Linked DNA regions of Homo sapiens: regions 1 and 3 are each linked to region 2. A link is an interaction called in ENCODE POLR2A ChIA-PET data of the cell type or tissue named here. Cell type or tissue: HepG2. All regions are shown on one strand. Each heading gives the region's core, and the rest is flanking DNA. Links, peaks and the distances in the headings are about the cores only.

The links. ChIA-PET counts read pairs that join two places held together with the same protein. Peaks named below come from ENCODE experiments on the same cell type or tissue, not always from the same donor. Only the 100,000 strongest peaks of a DNase experiment are listed, where the experiment ranks them.
Region 1: POLR2A ChIA-PET joins it to region 2 with 5 read pairs; 2 of 35 experiments call an interaction of 5 or more read pairs at or near these places.
Region 3: POLR2A ChIA-PET joins it to region 2 with 6 read pairs; 3 of 35 experiments call an interaction of 5 or more read pairs at or near these places.

What each region holds. Positions count from the first base shown.
Region 1 is chr20:52,155,730-52,165,764 of GRCh38, forward strand. It overlaps ZFP64 (ZFP64 zinc finger protein), which reads right to left. Exons shown (of 6, transcript NM_018197.3): 4 at 8,966-9,028; 5 at 4,394-4,645. Among named protein-coding and RNA genes, the nearest start is that of ZFP64, 31 kb to the right of the region's middle. In HepG2, for the core only: no CTCF peak of the experiment used is centred there; no DNase peak of the experiment used is centred there.
Region 2 is chr20:53,547,918-53,557,952 of GRCh38, forward strand. It overlaps ZNF217-AS1 (ZNF217 antisense RNA 1), which reads left to right and starts at 4,853. Exons shown (of 6, transcript NR_110051.1): 1 at 4,853-5,170; 2 at 8,721-8,838. RefSeq lists an enhancer at 8,999-9,499. In HepG2, for the core only: no CTCF peak of the experiment used is centred there; DNase peaks (open chromatin) are centred at 3,094, 3,984 and 4,264; H3K4me3 peaks cover 1,145 bases.
Region 3 is chr20:53,407,971-53,418,005 of GRCh38, forward strand. All of the region lies in intron 2 of TSHZ2 (teashirt zinc finger homeobox 2), which reads left to right. Among named protein-coding and RNA genes, the nearest start is that of TSHZ2-AS1, 91 kb to the right of the region's middle. RefSeq lists silencers at 1-275, 5,221-5,270. In HepG2, for the core only: a CTCF peak has its summit at 5,355; a DNase peak (open chromatin) is centred at 5,371.

The sequences.
Region 1 (10,035 bases), core at 3,333-8,332, 1.4 Mb before region 2:
TAATGACTATGTTCATTCTTGCCTACTACCTGATTCCCACTGTGTCTGGCACATAGCGAGGTTTAAAGAATGTTGGATGAATGAGCGACATATATTTAAGCTGACAGGTCCTCCTTGAGTTTGGGTTGCTACTAAAACAAGTGTTGATGTAGTCTATCCAATTGCCGAAAGGGTAAAAACAAAATCCTATTAATTTACAGTTTTACCAGTGCCACAGATTTATAAAAGGGAAAATGAACATTCCACGAAGACCATGCATAAATGGCACACACTGAAATTTTTGAAAAACACACCTTTTCTAGACCAATTTTAAAGATGCTGCTATAAATAGTAACTTCATCCTTATCAATCAAAATGAACCATTTTCATAAATGAATTTTTCAGCTTCTCTAACTTAGGCTGGGGGAAATTTCTGAAGCAAATCAGTTGGGCGTCGATTATGCCAATGTCTGAACTTGCTGTAGATTATAAAAATGTTCCCAAATCTTCCCACCTCCCACCCCTCCTTTAGCACGGCCTCTGCCATGTATGTAGTTAGGCATGTTCTCCCGTGATCCATGACAAAAGCCTCAACCATGTCGTTGGGTTTGGCCAATGGTATGTTTAGTAACTTGAAACAAGGAATGGCTTGAAATGGGCTTGTGCACTGGGGCTTGCTTGCTTGCTTACACCTCGGTCATGACCATGCGGTCAATCCTGGCCTAACCTGCTGGTCTCAGAAGGCCAAGAGACATGTGGAGCAGAGCTGATTTCCTCAGCCAAGGCCAGTGGACAGCCAGCCCATAACCAGCAGATCCTCAGACTAATAAGAGAGCCCAGCCAAGGTCAGCTGGTTTGCCCAGCTGATCCCCGCATGGGAACCAGAAAAAGCATATTGCATCTATTGAGGTTTTGTGGGCTATTACGCTGCATCACTGTGACAACAGACAATGGATACAGATATTGGTATCTAGAAAAAGGGTGACGCTGTAACAGAAAACCATAATACAGAGTATTGGTTTTGAGATTCGGTTGCATGTGGAGGCTGGAAAAATGGCAATGCACACTACTTAATGGCAAACATTTGGTAAGACTGTCACTCGTGGTAGCTTAGAAGACAGAAAATGTACATCATGAGTTTTGGACTTGAATAAAGAGATAAATTCTAGGCAGAACAGTGAAAGTGTTTTATAAGCTGCATATGATAAAAGACTACAAGAAAGAGACAAACTCAAAAAAAGAACTGGACATTTTGTAAGCAGAATTTAGAGGGAATATAGAAAGTCAAAGATTACTGGATATAGTTTCTCATCTCCAGCCAGCTTCTCCAGCCAGCTTTCCCAAGTAAGACAAAAGCCTGGGACAAAGACCATATCTAAGAAACTAGTCTCAGAGTGAAGACCAAATGTGAAATAAGGGGTCTGAATGTAAGACTCTTTATTAAAATCTCCAAAAGAGAATTAAGAATGGTGAGAATTAAGTTGGTGCCAAGTATGTTCTCTCAGCTGGACAAAGGACTCCTAAAACCCACAGAAGGTTAAATGCCAAAAGTGCCTATAATTGAGTTTAGAAAAAGAGGCAAGATTCCAAAAGAACTGTGGGTATGGCTTTTGGCATATGGATACATAGGAAACTCACACAGTTTTTAAAGACAGCTCTACCAGCAAAACTGTCACCAGCCTTACTAAAACAAAAGGTAAAAGACCTCCAGCTTTTGGTAGACAGGAAGCAAGCTGAGAAAGTTTCTCAAAGGTACATTTTGCAATCTTTTTCAGAAGTAGCTTAGGAAAGTGATGGAAAGGATGTTCCAATGGGCAGGGTTAAGAACCAAAGAGCTGAGCCAAGGCCTAACCAAGAAACATTCCCTAACCCCTGAGTAGGGGGAACCTGTGCCCAGAAGAATTTCAGAAATGCTATGGACCAGGGACTGACAAATGCCTCCCGTTCTTCTATACTACTTTCTTTCTTTTTTAAAATTATACTTTAAGTTCTGGGATACATGTGCAGAACGTGCAGGTTTGTTACACAGGTACACACGTGCCATGGTGGTTTGCTGACCCATCAACCCGTCATCTACATTAGGTATTTCTCCTAATGCTATCCCTCCCCTAGCCTCCCACCCCTTGACAGGCCCCAGTGTGTGATGTTCCCCTCCCTGTGTCCACATGTTCTCATTGTTCAACTCCCACTTATGAGTGAGAACATGTAGTGTTTGGTTTTCTGTTCCTGTGTTAGTTTGCTAAGAATGATGGTTTCCAGCTTCATCCATGTCCCTGCAAAGGACATGAACTCAACCTTTTTTATGGCTGCACAGTATTCCACAGTGTATATGTGCCACATTTTCTTTATCCAGTCTATCATTGATGGGCATTTGGGTTGGTTCCAAGTCTTTGCTATTGTGAATACTGCTGCAATAAACATATGTGTGCATGTGTCTTACACTACTTTCAAATGGTAGAATTATGGTAATTATTTTGGCTTTTTGTTTTACACTGTATATTGGGTGTATCATGACAGACAACTTGTCTTTTATTTCAACCGTCTCTAGATGAAGAGAAACCATATCCAGACCCAAGGGAGATCACGCAATTGTGGTCTTTAAGGCTGATCCTATGATTGGATGAGACTTGTTAATGCATTTTGCCTGTCAGAGAGATGTGAATGACGGTGGGGATAAAGGCGGACTGTGGTTGTTTGCAAAAATGGTCCCAATTCAGCCCAGCGCGGTGGCTAACACCTGTAATCCTAGCACTTTGGGAGGTTGAGGCGGGTGGATTGCCTGAGCTCAGGAGTTCGAGACCAGGCTGGGCAACATGGTGAAATCCCATCTCTACTAAAATACAAAAAATTAGCCAGGCATGGCAGTGTGAGCCTGTAATCCCAGCTACTCAGGAGGCTGAGGCAGGAGAATCACTTGAACCCAGGAGGCAGAGGTTGCAGTGAGCTGAGATCACGCCACTGCACTCCAGCCTGGGCAACAGAGTGAGACTCCATCTCAAAAAAGAAAGAAAGAAAGAAAAAGTCCCAATTCTTCACCTTCCCTGCATCCCCGACCTTTGCCATGTAACACTGTGATGACCTCTCACTGTCAGTGAGCTCAGTCCCGCCCTTGACACCAGGATGAAACATGTGACTTGCTTTAGCCAATGTGATGCTTGACAACTTATAGAAGCAAAGAGTTGAAATGGGCTTACACTGGGGCTTGCTTGCTTGCACCTCTGCCATCCTCATGAGAAGGACAAGCCTGGGTTAGTCCATGGTCCCAGGAGGAAGATGAGAGATGCACAGAACAGAACCAGATTGCCTCAGCCAAGGCCAGTGGACAGCCAGCCAGCCCATGGCCAGCAGATCCCCAGGGAAATCTGAAAGGCACCCAGCCTTCCCCACACATGTGGTTAAGCCAAGCCAAGATCAACAGAGTTGTCCAGTCAACTTCCTGCTGACCTAAAGTATGTTAGCAACAAATGTTTATTATACAACACTGAGATTTCATGGTTGTTACTGCAGCATGACTGAATCATTATCTAACTGATACACCGAAAGAAAAAAGTATGTAATTTATTGAGTTACCTACTCTGCTAATTTTGCTGTATGTTTTTTGGTCAAGCTGTTCCATGCTGAACTAGAGTATGCTTCAAAAATGATTGGAATGCCTAACCATAATGCAGAATTTATCAAAGATACATGGCTTATACGTGTATTTCATTTCATGCATCTCCTCAATTACACACTTTACAACTGAATAAGTTACAAAGTTATAGAAAGAGATATACATATGTATAAAGTTATAAACTTCATGATTTTCCCCTATTTTACTGAGAAAGGCTCTTCAAGGCAGCTGAAAAGCAAAACTGCAAATGGGCCAGGCACGGTGGCTCACGCCTGTAATCCCAGCACTTTGGGAGGCTGAGGTGGGCAGACCACTTGAGGTCAGGAGTTCAAGACCAGCCTGACCAATATGGCAAAACCCCACCTCTACTAAAATTAGAAAAAGTTAGCTGGGTGTGGTACAACATACCTGTAATCCCAGCACTTTGGGAGGCTGAGGTGGACAGACCACTTGAGGTCAATAGTTCAAGACCAGCCTGACCAATATGGCAAAACCCCATCTCTACTAAAAATACAAAAAATTAGCTGGACGTGGTGCAACATGCTTCTTGGGAGGCTGAGGCACAAGAATTGCTTGAGCCTGGGAGGTGGAGGTTGCAGTGAGCTGAGATAGCGCCACTGCACTCCAGCCAGGGCAACAGAGCGAGACAAAACAACAACAACAAAAAAAAACAAAACTGCAAACAACGGGATGAGCAAAGGTTCCAACTCGATTTCTTACATTGTGGCTGAATGCTTTAAGGTGCTTATGATTTATGCCATAGAAAGTGAGGAGCGTAGAGAGCAAATAACAGGCAGGACTCACCCGTGTGGGATCGCAGGTGGACAGTGAGCTGGCTGGAGTTGCGGCTGGCGTAGGGGCAGATCTGGCATTTGAAGGGCCGCTCGTCCGAGTGGATCCTCAGGTGCTTGTTGAGGCTGCTGCTGTCGGCAGCGGCGTAGTCACACGTCTTACACTTGTAGGGCTTCACGCCCGTGTGGCACCGCATGTGAGTTTTCAGCTTGTCTTTCCGGCTAAAGCACTTGCCACAGACTTCACACTTATGGGGTTTGTCTCCTTCAAACACATACACACACAGATGGCAGCAGGAAACAAGATTAAAAAAGGAAAAGGCTTATTTCCCACTGCCTTACGAAAAAAGTCATATACAACCACCGAAGAATATTCCAAAAACCCTAAAACACTGGGTGGATGATTGGCAAAGAGCTAACATCTTGGGAGAGGGGAAGTTTCTTCCATGTTCCTTATTGGTATTACTTGAATTTTTAAAATGATGAATATGAATTTCTTATAAATTTTTTATAAATTAAAAATAGAAGGCAATTAAAATTTTAAAGTATAGGTACGTAAAATAGTAACAGTTTTGTTAATTTTCCCTTGTATTCACTCTCTCCTTTTTCCTTTTCACAACAGAGATGCACCGTAAAATTTAGAATACCTAAGTTTCAGCAGAGTTCATGGCTCACCAGGGAAAGATTACACTTCTCAGCCTCGCCTGCAGCTAGCTGTGATCTGTGACTAAGTTCCTATCAAAGCGATGGCAGAGAAAGTAAAGTGTGTCTCTTTCACAAGAGGAAACGGCTTGCCTTTTACATTTTCTCTTTTCCTGCTTCTAGCCAAGGCATGGGGATAAGGCAGCAGGTGAGGGCAGGTGAGTGAGTCGGTGAGCGCAGGTGAGTGAGCAGGTGAGGGCAGGTGAGTGAGCAGCTGAGGGTGGCATACCTGCAGATGGTGGAGTCATGTAATAGAATGAGGTGGGAGGAACTTAAGTGCCTGGCTGGTCCCTAGGACAGAGCTGCCCACCTGTCCTAGCCTGCCTGCTCACCTCCGGACAGTTACACGGGACAGATACAAATCCCTATCTTGTTTGAGCTGGTGTTTCAGTTTCATTCTTACAGCAGCTTAATCTGAACCTCACTAATGCTATGTCAACTTGACATCTGTGAACTACTGCTAACTTTTTGATGTATATTTTTCCAATCTCTGTGTGTGTATGTTTTTGGTACATAAAAATTCCTGGCTAACATCAATTTAAATACTTCCTTTTTGAATGGCACTGTGCCTTTGAATTACTTTAGTTAATCCTTGCAACAGCTGGAATTAGAACCCAGGACCGTCTTGTGATTGCTTTCTTTTTTTTTTTTTTTTTTTTTGCCAAATACTGCACTGCCTCCCTATTGACTACTTTCTTGCATGTACGGTAATTTCGATCACCTGTTTCATATCATTACATACCCACAACGCGGTTGTTAAGGCTGAAATATTTCACTGTATGGATGTGCATAAATTACTGAACCCATTCCTTACTTGGCCATGAAAAAGAGTAAGTCGATATGACATACTGATGTGAAATGATGTGCAATAGTAAATGAAAAGAAGCAAGTTGCACTGATAGCGTGTATCATATTAACTTAGTAAGACATGGAAAAATTAAATGTGTGTGTTTTTAGACCTGGTCTAGGCATGCAAATATTTCAGAATGAGACATAGAGGTCTATTAGGAGAGCTGACTTTTGGTCATGGAAGGAGGTGGCTGTGAATCAGGATTTTCTTTTTTTTACTTTATATATCAAATATGTATTTTCACCAAATCGTAACTAGCCAAGTGCTAAAATAGCCAAAGCTGATCACTGTCGTCATAAATAAATATTTGGGATTTAAGAATACATCTAAAAGTTTATTAAAGATCAGCATTTTGGCTGGGCACAGTGGCTGTCACCTGTAATTCCAGCACTTTGGGAGGCCGAGGCAGGCAGATCACTTGAGGTCAGGAGTTCGAGACCAGCCTGGCCAACATGGTGAAACCCTGTCTGAACTAAAAATACAAAAATTAGCTGGGCATCGTGGTGGGCACCTGTAATCCCTGCTACTCGGGAGGCTGAGGCAGGAGAATCACTTGAACTCGGAAGGCGGAGGTTGCAGTGTGCTGAGATTGTGCCACTGCGCTACAGCCTGGGTGACAGAGTGAGACTCCATCTCAAAAGGAAAAAAAAAAATTAGCATTTTTATTATTAAACATTTTAGTAGGCTGGGCGCGGTAGCTCACATCTGTAATCCCAGCACTTTGGGAGGCCGAGGCGGGCGGATCATGAGGTCAGGAGATCAAGACCATCGTGGCTAACACAGTGAAATCCTGTCTCTACCAAAAATACAGAAAAACTAGCCGGGCGTGGTGGCAGGCGCCTGTAGTCCCAGCTACTCGGGAGAATGAGGCAGGAGAATGATATGAACCCGGGAGGCAGAGCTTGCAGTGAACCAAGATCGCGCCACTGCACTCCAGCCTGGGTGACAGAGCGAGACTCTGTCTCAAAAAAACAAAACAAAAACAAAAACACAAACAAACAAAAATTTTAGTCATCAAATTTAAAAATCCAGGAACAATAATTTACCAGCATTGTCAGTGGCTCAGTAGTTCCTGCGGTCACTACACTGTGTATTTGCAACACTGGGCAAATGCTGGATGTTGGCAGAGCTCAGTGGTTTTTGGCCAGCTCTGCTGGTAAAGAGCCCTGTTGCTGTGGTTCCCCCAAACCCCAACTCCAGGGGTAATTAAGCATACCCCCACTCTCTGAAGGTAACTAAGGTGAGGATACATTTAAACTTGAAAATGTAGACAGAGACCGCAGAAACTATCCTCCAAACACAAGGTAGGCTAACTGTAGAAGATATTTTCTGCGGATTTGCAGAAATAGACAAAGCTGTGGCCCTCACTTGTACTTTTACAACGCTTTCTCTATCATCATTAATAATTATAGTACTCAGCCAGATGCGGTAGCCCACGCTTGTAATCCCAGCACTTTGGGAGGCCAAGGTGGGTGGATCACCCAACGTCGGGAGTTCGAGACTAGCCTGACCAACATGGAGAAACCTCGTCTCTACTAAAAATACAAAAATTAGCCGGGTGTGTTGGTGCATGCCTGTAATCCCAGCTACTCAGGAGGCTGAGGCAGGAGAATCGCTTGAACCTGGGAGGCAGAAGTTGCGGTGAGCCAAGATTGAACCATTGCACTCCAGCCTGGGCAACAAGAGCGAAACTCCGTCTCAAAAAAACAAAAACCAAAACAAAACAAAAATTATAGTACTTTATTCTTTCAATAATAAATATGCTATGGCTTGATGGATGAAACTTCAATATATGAAACCCACATGGAGAGTTTAATTGCTTATTACACTAGAACGCTTACCAATCAATACTTGAAACTTAATATTTGGATAATTAGAACAAATCCAGATAGCATGACACTGTGAGGCTGATTAGATATGATGGTGACCCCAGTGCAATAAGGCACTTATTGGTTATGGCCAAGGAATGTAAGAAATAACTGTTGGTTACTCATCTTCCAAAGGCTGAGGCTAAATAGCAGGCTTTGGGCAATTAGCGAAGCCAAAGCCAAAACTCCCTGCATCTTATACACATTTATACTTTTAAAATTTAAATCTGTACTATTTGAATACAAGCATATAACACTTGTTAAAAAAAAGTCTGAAGGCAATTCCTTTTCCATGCAGAAAATCTGGGAAACATAAAAATAATATATTAAAGAAAAATAAAATCACCAGAAATCATCACTTTTTTCTTTTCCCATGCATTGATCTTTCTCTCTTCTTTTAAAACAAGTATTTATTAAATTCTCCTTTCTAAATTACAAAAATAACACACACTCACTGTATTCAGTGATATAACATAAAGATACATAAAATGAAAGTTTTGGCCAGGTGCAGTGGCTCACACCTGTAAACCTAGCACTTTGGGAAGGCAAGGTGGGTGGATCGCTTGAGTCCAGGCATTCGAGACCAGCCTGGGCAACATGGTGAGACCCCACTCTCTACAAAAAATACACAACATTAGCCAGGTGTGGTGGCGTCTGCCTGTAGTCCCAGGTATTCTGGAGGCTGAGGTGGGCGGGTCGAGTGCCACCGCACTCCAGCCTGGGCGACAGAGTGAGACCCTGTCTCAAAATATAAAAGAAAAAGACAAAAAAAGAGACAGTTTCTTTTCTCTCCCCTTATTCCTCTCTTTACTAATCATTACACACACACATATGAACTCGTAGGGTCATCTCCTCAAAATGAGAATATGTGCGTTCAAATTTTAATTAATTTTGGCAGAATCATTTTCAAAATGGCTGTAACAGTTCACATTCCCACTTAGCTAAGTTTGCTCACATCCTCTCCAGAGCTGGATTTTATTATGTTAAAGATTTTTCTGCCAAAGTCATGTGTACAAATGGCACCTTATTTTTTAAAATCTGGACTTGTATTCCCATAACAGCCAGTGACGTTTGGAGTGGTATCATTCGTCTGACCTATGTGGATCCCCATCTCCTAGCACAGAGCAGGTGTTGAGGGCATATGCGCTAAAGAAATGCTACTTACCCGTGTGAATTTTTAAATGCCGCTCCATGTCCTTCATGCCATAAGCAGTCTTGAATTGGCAACCTAAAAAAAAAAAGGAAAGATTAATTACAAAGGAAAACTTAGTAACTTTTAGCATGGAGAAAACTGGTAGAAACATCCTTAACCAAGTGACAAGAGTTAACACCACGGTAATGGGAAAAAGAGATCTCATGTGCCTTCATATGTGATGACCGGGAAAAACACACCGTCATTTTGTGGTTCCTGCCAAAACTGCATAACCTGAATCTGATCATAAGGAAACATCAAATAAACCCAAACTGAGGCCCTTTTGACAAAAATCACTGGCCTATACTTTTCAAAAATGTCAAGCTTATGAAAGATAAATGCTTAACTGTTCTTGATTAGAGGAAATGAAAGACATAAAATCTAAATGCAATTAGTGATCACTGGTTGGAGCCTGGATCAGAGGGGAAAAATGTCATTCTTTTGATATTGGTAGAAAGGACATCGGTGGGACACTTGATGACGAAATCTGACTAAGGTCAGTAGGTTAGATAATAGTTCCTATAAATGTTAATTTTCTGATCTTGATGATTGTCCTGTGGTTATTTAAAAGAATATTCTGGTTTTTAGGAAATACACACTGAAGTATTTAGGAATAAAGGGGCATCACATTGTCAGCAACTTTCAAATGGTTTGGGGAAAACTATACTTGTATATATATTTGTATATATACAAAGAATGACAAAGCAAATATAATAAAATGGTAACATTTGGGGAATCTAGATGAAGGGCATACAGGGATTTTTTTGGTACAATTTTTGCAACTTTTCTGTACATCTGAAATTATTTCTGAATAAATTAAAACCAAAGTAAGGAAAGAAAATTCTTACTGGATATCTTCCTAAGCTATAGCATAGGAAAAAAATTTATAGCAACCTGAAATTTTCACGAGTTCCACTTCAAAGGCCTATGGCTAGAAAAGTCTTAGAACCCAGAGGCAGAATGACCACAGACAGTGGGAGATAGGTTGTATGTGCTGATGTAAATGCCAGGGGGCTCTGATTTTTATGCCAGGTAGTTTGGAA
Region 2 (10,035 bases), core at 1,699-6,698:
TGCTATTCTTAGCTAATACTTCCCTCGTGTGGACAGAAGCTGCAATACCAGTGCCTGGGAGAAAAACCTTTTCCTCTGATCCATTTGAAGTCCTCTCTCTAACGGGCTGCCTTTAATAAAACTAAAAGCTGTCTCTACCTGCGTCTGGGTTCTGAGTGCTGTAGAGAGAGAAGGTAACCCAACTGAGTAGAGACTGCTCTAGGTTGTGAGTGCAAATCGAGGCTTCACTGCTGGGATGACGCCCCCTCAGGCCTCAGTTTCCTAATAAATAGAACAGGCCAGGCACGGTGGCTCATGCCTGGAATCCCAACACTTTGGGAGGCCGAGGCGGCAGATCACGAGGTCAGGAGATCGAGACCATCCTGGCTAACACAGTGAAACCCCATCTGTACTAAAAATACAAAAAATTAGCTGGGCGTGGTGGCGGGCACCTGTAGTCCCAGCTACTCGGGAGGCTGAGGAAGGAGGATGGCGTGAACCCAGGAGGCAGAGCTTGCAGTGAGCGGAGATCGTGCCACTGCACTCCAGCCTGGGCGACACAGTGAGACTCTGTCTCAAATAAATTAATTAATTAATTAATTAATTAATAAAATAAAATAGAACAGTAGCCTTCACACACTAGGTATAAGATAGAAAAGTTAAAAGGAAAATACAGCATATTCTCCTAGGCATAAATTAAAATTCAATAAACATTCACTATAACTCAGTTCTTGTAGAAATTTAATTATATGCCCAGAATTTATGTCACATATATAACAAAGTTTCAAACGTATTCAAATGTTACAGTTAATAAGATACAAAGCCATTCACTAGACCAATAAATGTCTTGGTAGTCTTTGTTATTAAGGGTTGCCTCAACTAATATCATCCATTCATTTATTCAAAATATATTTATTCAGGCCGGACATGGTGGCTCATGCCTGGAATCCCAGCACTTTAGAAAGCCAAGGCAGAAGGATCACTTGAGCCCAGGAATTTAAAACCAGCCTGAACAACATGGCATTACCCTATCTATACCAAAAAATACAAAAATTAGCCAGGCATGGTGGTACATGCCTGTAGTCTCAGCTACTCGGGATGCTGAGGTGGAAGGATCACTTGAGCCCAGAGGGTGGAGGCTGCAGTGAGCCGAGGCTGCACCATTGCACTCCACACTGGGCAACAGAATGAGACCCTGTCTCAGAAACGAAACAAAAAACAAAACAAAACAAAACAAAAAACCCAAAATATATTTATTTAGATGTATTCACTGAAGACTTAGCCAGGCATGATGGCTCACACTTGTTATCCAGCACCTTGGGAGGCCGAAGAGGAGGATTACTTGAGGCCAGGAGTTTGACACCAGCCTGAGCAACATAATGAGACTTTGTTCCTACAAAGAAATTCAAAAATTAGCTGGGTATGGTGGCACGTGCCTATAATCCCAGCTACTCAGAGGGCTGAGATAGGAGGATCCCTTGAGTCTGGAAGTTTGAGGTTTCAGTGAGCTACGATTGGGACACTACACTCCAGCCTGTGCAACAGAGCAAGACCATCTTTAAAAAAAAACAAACAAACAAAGCAAGTACTATTATTTAGACTAAAAGTCTAGGAAAGAGTATCACACTAATATGGGGTCTTAATATTGCAAAGTAAAAGAAAAAAGGAGCAGGGTGACCCACGTGAGCAAGCAGTTCCACTCCTAGTTATACACTCAAAGAACTTAAAAAGGACATTCAGACAAAAACTTGTCCAGCAATGTTCACAGCAGCATTACTCACAATAGCCAAAAGATGAAGACCATCCAATGTCCGTACTGATGAATGGATAAACAAAATGTGGCCTGCATTAGGCTGTTCTTACATTACTATAAAGAAATACCTGGCCAGGCGCGGTGGCTCACGCCTGTAATCCCAACACTCTGGGAGGCCAAGGTGGGCGGATCACGAGGTCAGGAGTCCGAGACCAGCCTGACCAACACAGTGAAACCCCGTCTCTACTAAAAATACAAAAATTAGCCAGGCATGGTGGCGGGCGCCTGTAATCCCAGCTACTTAGGAAGCTGAAGCAGAAGAATCGTGTGAACCTGGGAGGCGGAGGTTGCAGTGAGCCGAGATGGTGCCACTGAACTCCAGCCTGGGGACAGAGTGAGACTCCGTCTCAGAAAAAAAAAAAGAAAGAAAGAAATACCTGAGACTGAGACTGGGTAATTTATAAAGAAGAGAGGTTTATTGACTCACGGTTCTGCAGGCTGTACAGGAAGCATAGCAGCTTCTACTTCCAGGGAGGCCTCAGGAAACCTACAACCATGGTAGAAAGCAAAGCGGGAGAGAAGCGTCTCAAATGGCGGGAGCAGGAGCAAGAGTTGGGTGGGGGTGCTACACACTCTTAAACAACTATATCTCATGAGAACTCACTATCATGAGAACAACACAAGAAGATGGTGCTAAACCATTCATGAGGATCCACCCCCATGATCCTGTCACCTCCCACCAGGCCCCACCTCCAACACGGAGGATTACAAGTGAACATGATATTTGGGTGGGGACACAGATCCAAACCATATGTTGGTCTATCCACATCACGGAATATTATTCAGCTATAAAAAGGCATGAAACACTGATCCATGCTCCACCATGAGTAAGCCTCAAAAACATTATGCTAAGTCCCAGCTGGGCTCAGTGGCTCACGTCTGTAATCCCAACTTTGGGAGGCCTAGGTGGGAGGATCACTTGACCCCAGGAGTTCCCGACCAGCCTGAGCAACATAGTAAGACCTTCTTGTCTCCTCAAAAAATAAAAATAAAAAAAATTACCCGAGTATTGTGCTGAACACCTGGGGCCCCAGCTACTCAGGAGGCTGAGGCAGGCAGGAGGATCACCTGAGCCCAGGAGGTCGGAGCTGCAGTGAGCTGCGATTGCGCCACTGCCCTCCAGCCTGGGTGACAGAGCAAGACCCTGTCTCGAAAAAAAAAAAAAAAGTTACACTAAGGGCAAGAAACCAGACACAAAAACCACATAATTCCAGTCATATGGAATGCCCAGAATAGGTAAATCCATACAGACAGAAGCTAGATTAGTGGTTGCCAGAGGCTAGGGGAGGGAAGGATGGCGGGTGGTGGCCTAACTGGGCTTCCTTTTGAGACAATGGAAATATTTTGAAACTTGATAATAGAGGTGGTGGTTGCACAACGTTGTCAGTGTACTAACAGCTATTGAATTGTACACTTTAATATAGTTTTTCTTTTTGAATTTTTTTCTTCTTTTTACATATATTTTGTTTATTGGCCTCCAGCTTTGCATAATGTGGTATATTTTATGTTTTGTAAATTTTACCTCAATATAAATAAACATATACATTTTCAAAACATTTTTAAATGTGTGTGATGTTCTGATGAAGAAAACTCAGGCCCTCGAGCCCAGCAGTCTGTTTCCAGTCCCAACTCAGCCATGTGCCAGCTTTTGTGTGTGTGTGTGTGTGTGTGTGTGTGTGTGTGTGTGTGTCATGGAGTTTCTCTCTTATCGCCCAGGCTGGAGTGCAATGCAGCAATCTTGGCTCACTGCAACCTCCGTCTCCCGGGTTCAAGCAATTCTCCTGCCTCAGCCTCCCGAGCAGCTGGGATTACAGGCATGCACCACCACACCTGGCTAATTTTGTATTTTTAGTAGAAACCTCAGGTGATCTGCTCACCTCGGCCTCCCAAAGTGCTAGGATTACAGGCATGAGCCACTGCGCCCAGCCCATGCGCCAGCTTTATAACCTTGAACATGTTCCTTAACCACTCAAAGGCTCAGTTTCCTCACCTGAAAAAGGAAGGATATGTAGTTCCTTTTCTTTTGGTTTTGTTTAGTTTTGTTTGAGACAGGGATCTCATGCCGTTGGCCAGGCTGGAATGCAGTGGTGCGATCACAGCTCACTGCAACCTTGAACTCCTGGGCTCAAGCAATCCTCCCACCTCAGCCTCCAGAGTAGCTGAGACTACAGGCACATGCCACCAGACCTGGTTAATTTTTAAACTTTTTGTAGAGATGAGGTCTCACTACGTTTTCCAGGCTGGTCTCAAACTCCTGGGCTCAAGCAGTTCTCCCGCTTCGGCCTCCCAAAGCTCTGGGATTACATATAGTTCCTTTCCATGAGTTTGTTGTGAAGATTAAACAACACATTTATCACAATTAAGATAGCATCAGGATCAGAGTGAGGGTTTTGTAGCAAAGTTTTTGTTTGGTTTTGTTTTGTTATTTGGAATCAATGGAGCAAAAGCAAACACACACACACACACACACACACACACACACAAACACACACAGAGCCTTTGAAGTGAGACACGCGTTTGAATTTTGGCTCTGCCACCTACAACCTGGACCACATTGGGTAAAGCTGTTTAGACTCTCGAATCCTCAGTTTCCCAGCTCCTTAAGTACAGGATCTCATCTGACCTTCCTCATTAATACTGAATGACTTCAATTTAAGCAACGCCTGCATATATGACTGCTCACTAAAATATTATCTGTTGAGGCTGGCGTGGTGGCTCACTCCTGTAATCCCAGCACTTTGAGAGGCCCAGGCAGGCGGATCACTTGAGGCCAGGAGTTCAAGACCAGCCTGGCCAACATGGTGAAACTCCGTCTCTACTAAAAATACAAAAATTACCCAGGCATGGTGGTGCACACTTGTAATCCCAGCTACTCAGGAGGCTGAGGCAGGAGAATTGCTTGAACCCGGGAGGCAGAGGTTGTAGTGAGCTGAGATTGCGCCACTGCACTCCAGCCTAGGCGACAGAGCGAGACTCCATCTCAAAATTAAAAAAAAAAAAAATCATTGAAATGATAAAATAGAATCTTAACTTTTCCAGTTATTTTACAGGTTATGATAATCAAACATGTGACAACATTAAGCACCCTGGTAGAGGCAAGATTTGCCAGGCGGCTCTCACATACCCCTGCCTCCCACAATACTACCCCCGCCTCCCATGATATGATGAGATGACAAGGCACTTTACCTCTGCATTATACTCCACAAAACCCGTAATCCCAGACAATCATGAGAAAACATCAGACAAACCCAGATCAGCAGACATTCTACAAAACACCGAGTCCTTCCCAACACTGTCCACGGAATGAAAAACAAGGAAAATCTAAGAAATGGTCACAGACGAGAGAAGACTACAAGAGGCATGATGACTGAATGCAAGGTAGGATCCTGGGACAGAAAAAAAATCCCACCACTAATGGGAAAACTAGGGAATTCTAAATAAAGTAACATACCAGTGTTAATTTCTTAGTGTTGACAGATGCATTGTGCTTATGTAAGATGGTAGCACTAGGGCCAGCTGGGTGCAGGGTTGGAACTTGGGTTCGAATTCAGGAACTCTCTGCAATCTCTTTACAACTGTTCTGTGAATATAAAATTATTCCAGGCTGGGCGAGGTGGCTCAAGCCTGTAATCCCAGCACTTTGGGAGGCCAAGGGCAGGAGGATCACTTAAGGTCAGGGATTCGACACAAGCCCAGCCAACATGGTGAAACCCTGTCTCTACTAAAAGTGCAAAACTTAGCCAGGTGTGGTGGCGCCTGTAGTCCCATCTACTTGGGAGGCTGAGGCATGAGAATGGCTTGAACCTGGGAGGCGGAGGTTGCAGTGAGCCAAGATCACACCACTGCACTCCAGCCTGGGTGACAGAGCAAGACTAAAACTTAAAAAAAAAAAAATCCCAAAATAAAAAAGTTTTTTTAAAAAAGTGTGTGTATAGGCTGTGTGCAGTGGCTCACGCCTATAATCCCAGCACTTTGGGAGGCTGAGGCAGGAGGATCACAAGGTCAGGAGTTCAATACCAGCCTGGCCAACATGGTGAAACCCCGTCTCTACTAAAAATACAAAAATTAGCCAGGCATGGTGGCGGGTGCCTGTAATCCCAGCTACTTGGGAAGCTGAGACAGGAGAATTGCTTGAACCCGGGAGGCAGAGGTTGCAGTGAGCCGAGATTGTGCCACTGCACTCCAGCCTAGGCGACAGACTCCATCTCGGGGTGATGGGGGCAGTGGAGGGGGGGGAGTGGGTAGTGTGTGTGTAAAAACATTTTGTGAGCTATAAAATGTAGCCGAGGTGACCTTCCTGTGGCTTCCTGGTCCTCTAATGACCTCTGGCCTGTTGCCACCTCTGCAGCCTGCCAGTCCGATTTGCCTAAAACTAATTCACTGAATAATCAAATATCAAATGATCATTTCACTGACTTTTCCAATTGTGTTTTTAACAGCTTTTTTAAAAGCAAGAATATTTTAACAGCTTTAACAGAAAAGTACAATTTTGATTGCTGATTATGAAATGCAATTGTCTGAATAGTAGCTAACCGAAGCTGATATGCTGTCTGAGAAGCTGCTGGAAGAATCCTGAACATGCTAGAAAGTTGGCAAAATTGAAATCAATACAAACTAAAACGTTCCCTTATGAAGTGTTACTTTTTCCAATCAAAATTCCAACTTTTTTTATTTTTTTCAGACGTAGTTTCGCTCTTGTTGCCCAGGCTGGAGTGCAATGGCCCAGTCTCAGCTCACTGCAACCTCCACCTCCGAGGTTGAAGCGATTCTCCTGCCTCAGCCTCCTGAGTAGCTGGGATTACAGGCACCCGCCACCATGCCTGGCTAATTTTTGTATTTTTAGTAGAGACGGGGTTTTAGCATGTTGGTCAGCCTGGTCTCGAACTCCTCACCTCAGGCAATCCGCCTGCCTCGAACACCCAAAGTGCTGGGATTACAGGCATGAGCCACTGCGCCCAGCCTCCAACATTCTTTATACAGTAGGGTAGGTTTAGCTATTCATGTTCTTCAAAAGCTCTTTTTTTTTTTTTTTTTTTTTTTTGACAGAGTCTTGCTTTGTCGCCAGGCTGGAGTACAGTGGCGTGATCTCGTCTCACTGCAACCTCCGCCTCCCGGTTTCAAGTGATTCTCCTGCCTCCACCTCCTGAGTAGCTGGGACTACAGGCACCTGCCACTATACCCAGCTAATTTTTGTATTTTTAGTAGAGACAGGGTTTCACCATGTTGGCCACGATGGTCTCGATCTCTTGACCTCGTGATCTGCCCGCCTTAGCCTCCCAAAGTGCTGGGATTACAGGCGTGAGCCACCACACCCAGCCTTCAAATGTTTTTGAATAACGTGTTCTATTTTATTTATTAGGCAAATTTTAGTTCATTTTTGTCAATTTCACCAATGGCCTATCAGCCTTGTTTTTGTTTTTCTAAAAATGAATATTTTAATTAAGTTTAATTTACATAATTTTATTTACTACGCTATTTCTCCAGCTCCTACGATGTACTGGGCAGAATGTCATGTGCTTGGCAGAGAGTTATGAACTATGAACCAAACCGAAGTCATCCTTGACCTCCAGGAGTTTGTGGTGTGCCAAGGGCTGAGGGCAAATAAACTGATGCTCACAGCCCTGCAAGTAACAGGAAAGTGGGAGTGCTTCGGGATCAGGCAGGAGAGGAGGCCCTACATGTGGGGGCAGCCACAGCTAAGAAAGAACAGCCAGCTGAGATCTGAAAAATGAATAGAAGTTTTTTTTGTTGTTTTTTTTTTTTTTGAGATGGAGTCTCATTTTGTCGGGCATCACTTGAGGTCAGGAGTCTGAAACCAGCCTGGCCAACATGGTGAAACCCCATCTCTACTAAAAATACAAAAATTAGCCAGGCGTGGTGGCACATGCCTGTGATCTCAGCTGCTCGGGAAGCTGAGACAGGAGAATCTCTTGAACCCGGGAGGCGGAGGTTGCAGTGAGCCAAGATCACGCCACTGCACTCCAGCCTGGGTGACAGAATGAAACTCAGTCTCAAAAAAAAAAAAAGAAAACTCAAAGCCCATCATTGTTTGAACCCACAAGATGCAAGTCTAATTTCAACAAGGAGGGGACCAGGCCACCCTGAAATAAGATTTTTAGAGCCTTTCTAATGTGGAATTCACATTATTGCAAATTTGGTACATACTGTGGAACTCTAACAAGCCTCTAATTCACAACTTCAGATTTGCACAATTCAGATTTGCAGAAAATAAGACCTCACTGTGTCAGCTAAAGTCCAAACAGACCAAATGCTACTTCTCAAGGTCTTTCAGCTTCTCAACTCCAGGTGTCTTTTGTATCGTAGATGAAAGGAGGCCATTGGGCTGGTTACGACTTATGACTACTTGCTTTATATTAAGGATCAGCAAAAATCAGTAAGAGTCACTAGAGGGTTTCACTCTTTTTTTTTTTTTTGAGACAGAGGTTCACTCTTGTTGCCCAGGCTGGAGTGCAATGGCATGATCTCAGCTCACTGTAGCCTCTGCCTCCCGGGTTTAAGAAATTCTCCTGCCTCAGCCTCCAGAGTGGCTGGGATTACAGGCGCCCACCACCACACTCGGCTAATTTTTGTATTTTTAGTAGAGACGGGTTTTCACCATGTTGGTCAGGCTGGTCTCAAACTCCTGACCTCAGGTTATCTGCCCACCTCGGTCTCCCAAAGTGCTGGGATTCCAGGTATGAGCCCCCGCGCCCAGCCAGGGTTTCACTTTTCAACGTGTGCTGCACTCACCTGATCACCTTCAACTCTAACTGATAGTATCAAGGACAAATCAATAAAAGTTCAACCAAAAGGTTGTCTGGCCATTGATTTTTAATGTTGCATGTTCACTTCCGGTCAATGAAATGGTAGATCTTGTCATTCTGCGACTTTGCACTCTTCATTGTCTTTTTTTTTTTTTTTTAAACAGGGTCTCACTCTGCTGTCCAAGCTGGAGTGTGGTGGTGCCATCATGACTCACTGCAGCCTTGGCCTCCCAGGCTCAAGCGATCCTCCTGCCTCGGCCTCCAGAGTCTCTGGGACTACAGGCATGTGCCAGCACCCCTGGCTAACTTTTTTGGTATTTTTTGTAGACACAGGGTCTCACTATGTTGCTTAGGCTGCTCTCAAACTTGTGGGCTCAAGCAATCCTCCCACTTCAGCCTCCCAAAGTGCTGAGATTACAGGCATGAGCCATCATGCCTGGCCTCTTCAGTGTCTTTTTATTGACCACAAGATAATGCCCACATTTTCTTAACCAGCTCACCACCACCTCCTCAGCCTCTTCGTACCCTTTCCTGGCAGAAAACTCCTTACTCAAGGGCATCCCCCTCCTGATGATCCCCGAAATGTGCCTTGTTGCCTTTAACCTCCTCCCAAGAGGGAAGTTCAGAGGCAACAGCCGGTGCAAACCCTCCCAGATCCTTGTGCAAGCCTCAGATTAGACAGCTCTTCTTCTAGGAAGCCCTCCCAACCCTCCTCCTGGGGGTCGGGGGCACTGACAGATGAAGCCTTCCAGAAATGGCAATCAAGTTCAATGAGGTGGGAGGAGCAGCTCCGGTCAACCCCGTCGGTGTCTCCGCATGAATATTCAGCCTCATTTGGAATTAACATCAATGATGCAATGGCCCTCGGGTCAGACACCATGAAGGAAAACACAGCTGTGCTAAGTCCAGTCACTTAAACCCTCTGCTAAACCTCCCCACAGCTTCCCATCACACCTAGAGCAAAAGCTAAAAATTGGGCTGGGTATGGTGGCTTACGCCTATAATCTCAGCATTTTGGCAGGCCAAGGTGGGCAGATCACCTGAAGTCAGTAGTTCAAGACCACCTGGCCAACATGGTGAAACCTCATTTCTACTAAAAATTACAAAAATTAGCTGAGCATGGTGGCACATGCTTGTAGTCCCAGCTACTTGGGAGGCTGAGGTGAGAGAATCTCTTGAACCCGGGAGTTAGAGGTTGCAGTGAGCTGAGATCGCGCCATTGCACTCCAGCCTAGGCGACAAGAGAAACATTCCGTCTCAAAAATAAAATAAAATAGGCCGGGTGTAGTGGCTCACGCCTGCAATCCCAGCACTTTGGGAGGCCGAGGCGGGTGGGTCATGAGGTCAGGAGTTCAAGAACAGCCTGGCCAAGATGGTGAAACCACGTCTCTACTAAAAATACAAAAAACTTAGCTGGGCATGGTGGTGGGCGCCTGTAATCCCAGCCACTCGGGAGGCTGAGGCAGAGAATTGCTTGAA
Region 3 (10,035 bases), core at 3,208-8,207, 140 kb before region 2:
TACAAAAACAGGCCACAGGATGCATTTGGCCTGTGGGTCACAGTTTGCCACCCTGATTTAAGGGGTTGTTAACAAACATGAGACCCTCTGAGTTACTGAATCAATCTCAGCATCACGAGGTCTCAGCATTCTGGGGAGAAAGCAGAGCTGGTGTCCGGCTGTGTCTGGACTCCCCCTGAATCCGCCAGGTGGCCAGTCTCCAGAATGCCTGTCCTTCCACAGAAATGCTATCCCTTTCCGTTCTCCAAGTTTGGAGTCTGAGCCCTTTGAGGAAGGGTCCTCCTTCTTCATCCTGATGTCCCCAGCGTTCGACACAGAGTCCAGTACCAAGCAGGTACTCAAACCACATTAGTGGAGAAAAGCAACCCAGGAACATATGAAAGACACAGCATCTTTTGTGTGGTTCTCAAGCCAGTCTCTAATATCGTTAATGCATTTGATAAGATAAAATCATTACTTACTAGCAAAATGAATAATTAGCCATTTCTCAAAACCTAGTAGGATAGGCAAGAAGGAGGAAGACAGGGAGCTATGTGTACATAAGAGTGATATGTCTAAGTGACTTCTTGAAATACAGAGCCCATTGTCCCCACTCTGCAGTGGAAATCCATCGATTTCCAAATGAGTTGAGGCCATTTCCTGACAGTTGGGAGGAAAGGGGCCAAACCGTTGGGCTCCTATTCGTCTTCAGCATTTTACAATTAAGAGCTGGCCTTGTTTAAAGCCCAACCTGTCATTACTGTTAATATTGAGATCGGACACTTTGATCCGAATGGAACCTGACTGCCTGATACAACCCAAAGTTAAGCTGCTTCCAAACGTATCTTTCACTCTGTATATCATCCTAGCTGGCTGATGTCTGTTTCAACTGAGCAGTGGGGTGATCTCACGATGGTGCAATGGAGAACTGATGTTGCATGAACTTTTCTGCTGTTGTTTCTTTTCCAACTGACAGCTTAGCCCTGCACCCTAGGCCAGCCTATTCTTCTCGTAGAGACGGTCACTGATTCCCTCTCTTCTGATTAGCCTGGGCAATGATTGGGATAATTTAGGACGTGCACTGTTTGATCATCTGTACACTTACAACAAATAAAACATTTTAATATGAGCAGTCACTGCATGTTTACTGTATCATATTGCTGAGAGCTGAACAAATGCCAAACGCTATAACAGAAGGGGGGATGTGAACTCCAGAATGATGACACTAATAAGGAAATTACAAAAGGCCCAACAAATGGCATTTATGTTAAATCAATAATGCTCTGTTTGTTTTTTTTAATTCTAATCTTTCTTCAGAAAAAAAAAATTATCTTTCTAAACAGTTGGCGATTCCTATTCTTGTTCGTCTTCCTGAACATAATTAAAAACATGTTGTGGCGCCTACTTAAGACATCAACTTTCCCAAGGCTGTCTTGTCCACTGTGTTTTAAACAAAGACACTTGTTTTGGCATTGTGCCCTTAATTAATCATTTGAGGCTTTATTGCTGTACCAAAAAAAAAAAGTGTCTTTGTTTAATGATTCATCACAAGCCCAATTTCTGCAGAACTTAATCAAATACAGAACCAACTTTCTAATCAGCTTGAATATTAAAAAAATTGATGTAGTCCTTGTTTTCAGGATGTTGTTTGATAAAAGAAATATTGGTATGTGACACTCTGTTCATATTGGCTTTCTTTCATGGAATTCTTTCATGAAGATGAGATGAACGCTTTGCTTTTGGAGTCGAGAATGGAAGTCCATTGTTGATTGAGAAAATAGAAACTTTGACAGCCCAGTGAATGTCATTTAGCATCTGGGCCTTGCAGAGCTGGGGACAAAGCCTTGAAAAAGGTCTTCAGAATTCACATCTTTGTTTTCTTTTCTTTTTTTTTTTTTTTTTTTTTTTTTTTTTTGAGACGGAGTCTTGTTCCGTCGCCCAGACTGGAGTGCAGTGGCGCTATCTCGGCTCACTGCAAACTCTGCCTCTTGGGTTCAAGAGATTATTCTGTCTCAGCCTCTTGAGTACCTGGGATTACAGGTGCATGCTACCACACCTGGCTAATTTTTGTATTTTTAGTAGAGACAGGGTTTCACCATGTTGGCCAGGCTGGTCTTGAACTCCTGACCTCAGGTGATCCACCCACCTCGGCCTCCCAAAGTGCTAGGATTACAGGCGTAAGCCACCGTGCCTGGTTTTGTCTGCCATTTTTAATGTTCACTCTGAGAATCAGAGGGCGCATCCCAGGATGAAGGTGACTCTGGGACATGCTGACCGCAGCTACCCTCCCTGACTTACCACTTACATAGATCAGGCCATGGGCTCTCCCCTACTTTCACTCAGCCTTCAAACCACCAGCTCCACCAGCTTCCTCATCAAACTTGCTTTCTCCAGGCACATCCCTGAGCAGAATTCACTTAAAAGTTACTGATGTAAGAAAAAACAGAGCAAATCAAGGCACCTGTAAGTTATGCCAAGGCACCTGTAAGTTATGAAAAAGGTCTCAGTACGATAACAAAATCGGTGGAGGAGGAGGCATAGCATTTGAATTAAATCAACTTACAAAACACATAACTCTCTGGGCTTGGCATACATAACAACCTAAGAAGAAGTTTGGGAATTCTGTTATTATCGTCACATTATTATTATTATTATTATTATTATTATTATTATTATTAGCTGTGTTATATTTATGAAAATGTAAAATCCATGGTATTGATCATAAGCACCTTTTTTTTTTTTTTGGCACGGAGTCTCGCTCTGTCACCCAGGTTGGAGTGCAGTGGAACTATCTAGGCTCACTGCAGCCTCTGCCTCCCAAGTTCCAGTGATTCTCCTGCCTCAGCCTTTTGAGTAGCTGGGATTACAGGCATGCACCAGGACGCCTGGGTAACTTTTGTATTTTAGTAGAGATGGTGTTTCACCATTTTGGCCAGGCTGGTCTAGAACTTTTGACCTCATGTGATCCACCTGCCTTGGCCTCCCAAAATGCTGGGATAACAGGCATGAGCCACCATGCCCGGCCATTGGTACCATTTTTAAAGCACTTTAATATGAGCTGTAATTCAATGTTCCCTGGATCCTGCTCCTTCAAGTCAAATATTAGTGCAAATGCCACTTATGAAACACTTTCCTGTTCATAACTGTGAACCATGTTCAGCATTTTGGGGGTATCTTCTTCTATAAGACGGGAAGTGGGGCCTTCATGTCACAGAAGAGTGAGTGGAGGCTACGTTTGACCTGAAGTTTTTCTACAGCTAGGACCATGGCCTTGGCCTCCCTCAACCTTCCTGACATGATGTGGAGTCCCAGGGGCCTCCAGTCTCAACTCATCCCAGACTTGGCATGAACTTATGTAAAGGGAGAAAACTGTGAGCACTTCCCTAAAATCTAAGGGCAGCCTGCGGACTCTGGGTCTCCAAGTGAGCTCCATGTCTTGGCCTGGGGCAATTAGGAAACAGTGGTTAAGAGCAGAGCTTTAGAATCTGACAGACCTGGCCTCAAATCCCAACTCCTACTGTGAGCCCCTAGGACACTTAACATAAGCTCTCTGAACCTGTTTCCTCACCTTAAAAAAAGTAACTTAAGAGTACCTAAGGCTGAGGATGATGGCTCACATCTGTAATCCCAGCACTTCGAGAGGCTAAATTGGGAGGACTGCTCAAGGCCAGGAGTTTGAGACCAACCTGGGCAACATAGTGAGACCTCGTCTCTATAAAAAACTTAAAAATTGGACAGGTAGGTTGGCACGTGCATGTAATCCCAGCTGCATGGGAGGCTGAGGCAAGAGGATATCTTCAGCCTAGGAAGTCAAGGCTGCAGTGAGCTCTGTTCAAGCTACTGCACTTAAGCCAGGATGACAGAGCAAGACCCTGCCTCAAAAAATAAAATAAAATAAAAAAAAGAGTACCTATCTCATAGATGGAATTAAATTAGCCTATTCAAGCAAGAACATTTAACAAAGAGTCCCACACATAATGAGCATTAAATAAATGTTAAAACATGCATACATGTTGAATAGGCATGTTGCCTGAAGGGTGATCAAAGCATCATTTTCTTTCTTTCTTTCTTTCAATTCTGTTCAGAGGGAATAAACATTCCCCTCCCTTGAATAAGACTTCAGGCAACTCATGACTTTTCTGCTCACTCTTAGCAGGGACGAGCCCATGGTCCCATTAAGACTCAGTTCACAGATCCAATTCAGAGTCAGAAAAGTCAGGTTAACACGTCCGGTCCTGCTCTGGGCTGGAGGCACCCAGTGGGAAATTGGAGAAGGGCTCGATTCTTCTCTATGGCTGCTCCTCTGGTCTCCTCCCCAGCCTGCTGACAATAGCTTCAGGATAGTTAGAAAAGGGAATGGGACAAGAAAGGTCCCAGCCCTGGAGCAAGGCTACTGGTTCCCAGCCTGTGTGCTCCAGGAGAATGATCAAAGCTGACCCATTGTTGGTTTTGTTTTTATTGTGGTAAATTACACATAGGATAAAATTTACGCTTTTAACCATTTTTAAGTGTACAGTTCTGTGGCTTTAAGTGAATACAAACTGTTCCACAACCATCACCACCATCCATCTCCAGGGAAACAAGCTAACTCTTGATTTCTGGGCACTCACGGGTTCTGTGGACGGTTCCCTCTGGGCCGCCACTTATGAAGTTCCCTGCTCCGGGCAGAGGCCTCCGTCTCTCAGGGGGTGCACAGTGACTCTCCACGCTGCTTCCAAATGTCAAGGGTCCACCTTCAGCCCCTGACTAAGGGACAGCCTCATTAAACACGCCTCAGCACCACCACCCACAGGCTCTCTCCCCTGCAGGGCCTGTAACAATCACTCCCCACTCCTTCCCTAAACAAACTGTCAGAGGTCAGCTGATCCAAGCAAGCGGATTCCTCCTGAAACCCATGGGAGCAGCTAGAAGCCTTCTGTTTCTGGAAAGACCTCCGATCCCAGTCCTCAGGTTGGAGCTAGGGACCAGGGCTCTCTGGCTCCCTGGCAGGCCTCGACATCTTCTTAACCCACCCCCGGTATTCCTGTCCCAACAATACTCGGGTTTGTCTTGGCTCAGGTTCCCCCAGAAGCCTCCTCTAAAACAAGGATTCCTGATCCCAGGAACCCCCAATAGGGGAGAGCGGAAGAGGGACAGGGAGGGGAAGAGCAGCTGATCATGCACGATGTCATCGTGGGTAACTGGCCCTTGATCCTTTAGAGTTCTGGGAGCAGATGTAGAACATAGTCCTCAGAGAGAGCTGGGGTGTTTACAAACCAACTCCCGCTGATCGGTGGCTGACCGTGGCAAGGCGCGGAAGTGAGGGGGAAGGAGGCCAGGTGGAGGGATTTCACTTTCAGTCACTTTGCTGCAGATGTCTCCGCCAGTGGGCGCTGGCTGCCAGAGAAAGTCCCCAGACAAAGGATGCAGGTGCTGGACTTAGAAATCCTGCAGTGTGGCCAGGTGCGGTGGTGCACGCCTGAATCCCAGCACTTTGCGGGGCCAGCGGGAGATCACGTGAGCTACTAGCTTTGAATCTTAGTTCTACCACTTGCAAGTTGTGTGATGTCGGGGAAGTCGCTTCACTTCCCTGGCTCAGTTTCCCCATCTGATAAATGGGACTACTGAAGTATCTATTTCATATGGTGGGTAGGAGATGACACGAGTTAATATGGGTAAAGCACTTAGAGAATGTTTGACACATAGCAAGGACTACTCCATTGTGAAGTATTTTCCATCCATTGGAATTGCATAAGCACATTTTAGTTTTCTATGCCAGGAGACCCAGTGCAGCCTTTCAAACTAATGAAGGAAATTCTTCTATGCTGATACAGAGCAATTGCAAGAGTTATTACTTAGTGGAAATACCAAGTGTCTATAGTATTCACCTTTGTGTTAAAAATAATATCTACATTATATCCAAAAAAGTTCTTAAAAATAATATTAATATAGCCAGTAATCCCAGTACTTTGGGAGGCCAAGGCAGGAGGATCACTTGAGTCCAAGAGTTGGAGACCAGCCTGGGCAACATGGCAAAACCCCATCTCTACTAAAACTACAAAATTAGCTGAGCATAGTGGCACATGCCTGTAGTCCCAGCTATTTGGACTTGAGCCTGAGAGGTCAAGGCTGCAGTGAGCCAAGATCATGCCACTGCACTTCAGCCTGGGTGACAGAGCAAGACCTTATCTCAAAAAATAAAAATAGAAATAAAATTTAAAAAATTTAAAAAGAATAATATATACATATACACACACTCATGTTTATGTAGAGAACATTTCTGGAAAGATCAGAAATGAGCCCTCGGGTTACAGGGGTACTTTATATTTTTGTAGTGTTTGACTTTTTACTAAGTTCTTGTACTGTTTTTTCCCAGGAAAACTTTTATTTAAAAGAATAAGCCAGTACTGGCTCAACATAGTGGCTCACACCTGTAATCCCAGCACTTTGGGAGGCCAACGCAGAAGGATTGCTTGAGCCCAGGAGTTTGAGACCAGCCTAGACAATATAGCCAGACCCCATCTCTACCAAAAAATAAAAGGATTAGCCAGGCGTGGTGGCACACACATGTAGTTCCAGCTACTCAAGAGGCTGAGGTAGGAGGATCACTTGAGCCCAGGAGTTCAAGGCTACAGGCATGGATGGCATGACTCTTTTGCCAGCAGCCTGCCAGGAGCTAAGATCATACCACTGCACTTCAGCCTGGGCAATAGAGCAAGACCCTATCTCTTAAAAAAAATTTTATTTAATTAAAAAATGAAAAGAACAAGCCAGGACTATTCTCAGTGGTTTAATAGCACTAGACTTAAACCAAGGGCTCACGCAAGCACATTTCCATGTGAATCTTGCTGATTTTCTTGTTAATAAAGCTGCTGAGCTTGGTGAAGTGACCAGAGTGACCAGGCTCCTGAGTGGGCAGACCTGGGTCTGCCGCCTTCCAGCCACGTGACCTAAGATAAGCCATGTCACTGTCTGCACCTCATTCTTTTTTCAGATGGACAAGAACAGCTTCTTCAGGGTTTTTAGAGGATTGATTGAGATAATGTTTGTAAAATGCTGAGGACAGGGCCTGTCATATATAAATAGGGGTTATTATTATACACGGTGGCTGATTTCTAACTGCGAGCTTTACAAAGGTGGCAGCGAATCAAGATAGTCACTATTGTCATTTATGCAAATTAAGAAGACAACACCTAGAAAAGAAAATATCTTTCCCCTCTCTCTTTCATTTGCCTTTAACATACTCCATTATTGAAAACCCTTAAGGCTTCTGTTGAAAACTTACACAATCAACACATTAAAAATCAGCAAAATGCCAGGTTGGCTATTGTCTAAGATTCATCTTTGTAGTCTAATGAATGTCTTAAGAAATGCCAGTGGGAGAAAAAAATTAAATATGCAATGATAAAATGATCAGTACAGATGATTCCAGAGAAGCAGGCACTGTAGCTCCTATCGCTCTGCTCTCCACTGGGGCCCCAGGCCCCTCATTGCCCCCTACAGTCTCTGCTCCTTCCTCTGCTCCCCACCCCTTCTTCCTCTTCCTCCAGGCACCCCATGCACCCCACACACACAGCCTCCTACTCTACAGGCCTCCCACCTAGCACACTCTTACTATCCTAAAACTATTACAGATAATTTACCTACCTGTACTTGCCTATGCAGCTGCCCCCAAATCTGTATAATATCCTAACCCCATAATATAAATAGTAAACAAAAAGAAAGTTTATTATAGTAAAACGTGATGTATGTGTGTATATACATATTATATGTGTGTATATACATATTATATATGTGTGTGCCTGTGTGTATATATGTGTATGCACACATGCATGCTTGTGTACTATAAATGTATGTGTGTGTGTAGATATACACACACACACACACACACACGCACACACAGGCATGACAGTGTTAGGAGACGTAAGAGGAAGTCTAGATTTAAGAAGGTAATATTTAATGTACTGTTATTTCCCCCTTTTCTTTATATTGACATTTTGAAACAAAAGCTAAATAATGCCTGTGTATAGATGTGTGTATATGTACATCCTGGTGAATCCGGTAACTGTCAGGAGGGTCATGGAGCTAGAAAAGAAGGGTTTCAGTGGGGACTAACGCAGTCAGCTCTGCAATTTAGGAGGGTTGCTCTGGCACCCACGTGAAGGGCAGGTGGGTGGTGGAGACGAGTGGAGGCAGAGAGGCCATGTGAGGCCACTGCCATGCTGGGCAACTACAGCAAGGATTAGAGGGAGATGAGAGAGAAAGGCTCACAGTGGGCAGAACACAGACCCCAGAGGGCGATTTGGGTGTTAGGTACAGGTCTTAGCGGTCATCAGGATGAAGGCGGTGGGAAGTGGAGCAACAGAGATCCAAATATGGAAAGAGCACGTGCTGATACCAGAGGCACTGGAAATAATAGCAATATCCGAAAGTCTGCTCACCCTGCGTCATTCCTTCAGACAGTAGTCGGGCTCTATTCACTTGTTAGTTTTCCCACAGGGCTGTGAGCTTGAGAGCTAGTTCTTCGCCCTTTCTAATCTCTGTAGCCTCTACCAGGAAAAAGGGTATCAGCATGCCAGGACCAGTGGGCTAAATCCTACCCAGCACCTGCTATAAAGTTTCAGGGCACAGTCACACCCATCGTTTACATATTGCTGCCTTAACTCTGCAATGGCTTAGTTGAGTACCTGTTACAGAAACCCTATGGCCTGCAGATCCAAAAATGTTTACCATTTGACCTTTTAAGAAACTGCCAACCCCATGATCTCCCATCATGCTGAGAACATAGTAGATGTCCCACAAATATTTACTTAGTGTGTAAATGCAAATCATAACAACAGGACTTCTTTTCGTCACATAGAGAAATAATCCATTGATTCTGTTTTGACTGGCACACCCCTTGGATTGCATCCCCAAATGTGAACCTCTTTTTTCCCAAGTCATTCATTCTCCCATTTGGTTCAATCCTTTGGAGAATTAATTCTTGAAAAAGGCTGATCTCAGGGGAGCCCCTGAAGACAGAAGACTAAAAGTTTTGGAATAGAAAATGTTTTCTCAACCTTGGCACTACTGACATTGTAGGCAGACTTGTTCTCTTGTGGGAGGCTGTCCTGTGCATTGTAGAATGCTGAGCAGCAGTGCTGGCCTGCACCCTCCCTCCTCCCCTGCATGACTCTCAAAGCTGTCTCCTAGGAGCCAAAGACTCCTTCCAGTAGAAAACCATGACTCTAGAGAGAGAAACTGTAGGTAAGAACTAAGCACCATCTTGCAAACATCCCTGAGGATATCTATATACAGACACAGACACACACAGACACACACACACACACACACACACACACACACACACACCATAGTTTTTTTTTTTTATTTGTTTGTTTTGTTTTGAGAAGGGGTCTCGCTCTGTCACCCAGGCTGGAGTGCAGTGGCACAATCTTGGCTTACTGCAACCTCTGCCTCCCAGGTTCAAGCGATTCTCCTGCCGCAGCCTCCCAGGTAGCTGAGAATACAGGTGCATACCATCACTCCCGGCTAATTTTTGTATTTTTAGTAGAGACAGGGTTTCACTATGTTGGCCAGACTGGTCTCCACCTCCTGACCTCAGGTAATCTGCCGGCCTTGGCCTCCCAATGTGCTGGGATTACAGGCATGAACCACTGCACCCGGCTGTTCACCAGCATCATTTTTTAGAATAACGTGATAGGAATTTGCACAGCCTCCCTTCATAACCTATTCTAATCACTCAACTCAGCCTATCAGAAAATTTCTGATGTCTAACCTAATTCCTGCTTGCTGCATTTGCTTCTCTTTTTTTTCTTATCCTATCTTCAACAAAAACTAAAAAATAGGGATGAGCTGGTATAGATGCTTGCCATAATAATCCTCCTTCTATGGCAGTCTCTTTACAAAGAAATCTGGAGAATACATAATAAAAGTAATCACTCATTCAGCAAACACTGAGGACCTCCTCAGCTGGTCCTGCTTTGAGTGCTAGAGACACAGCAAGGAACAAGAGTGAGCAGGGCTCTGAGCTCACAGAGCTACATTCTAGTAAAAGGAGCAAATCATCAAATAAAC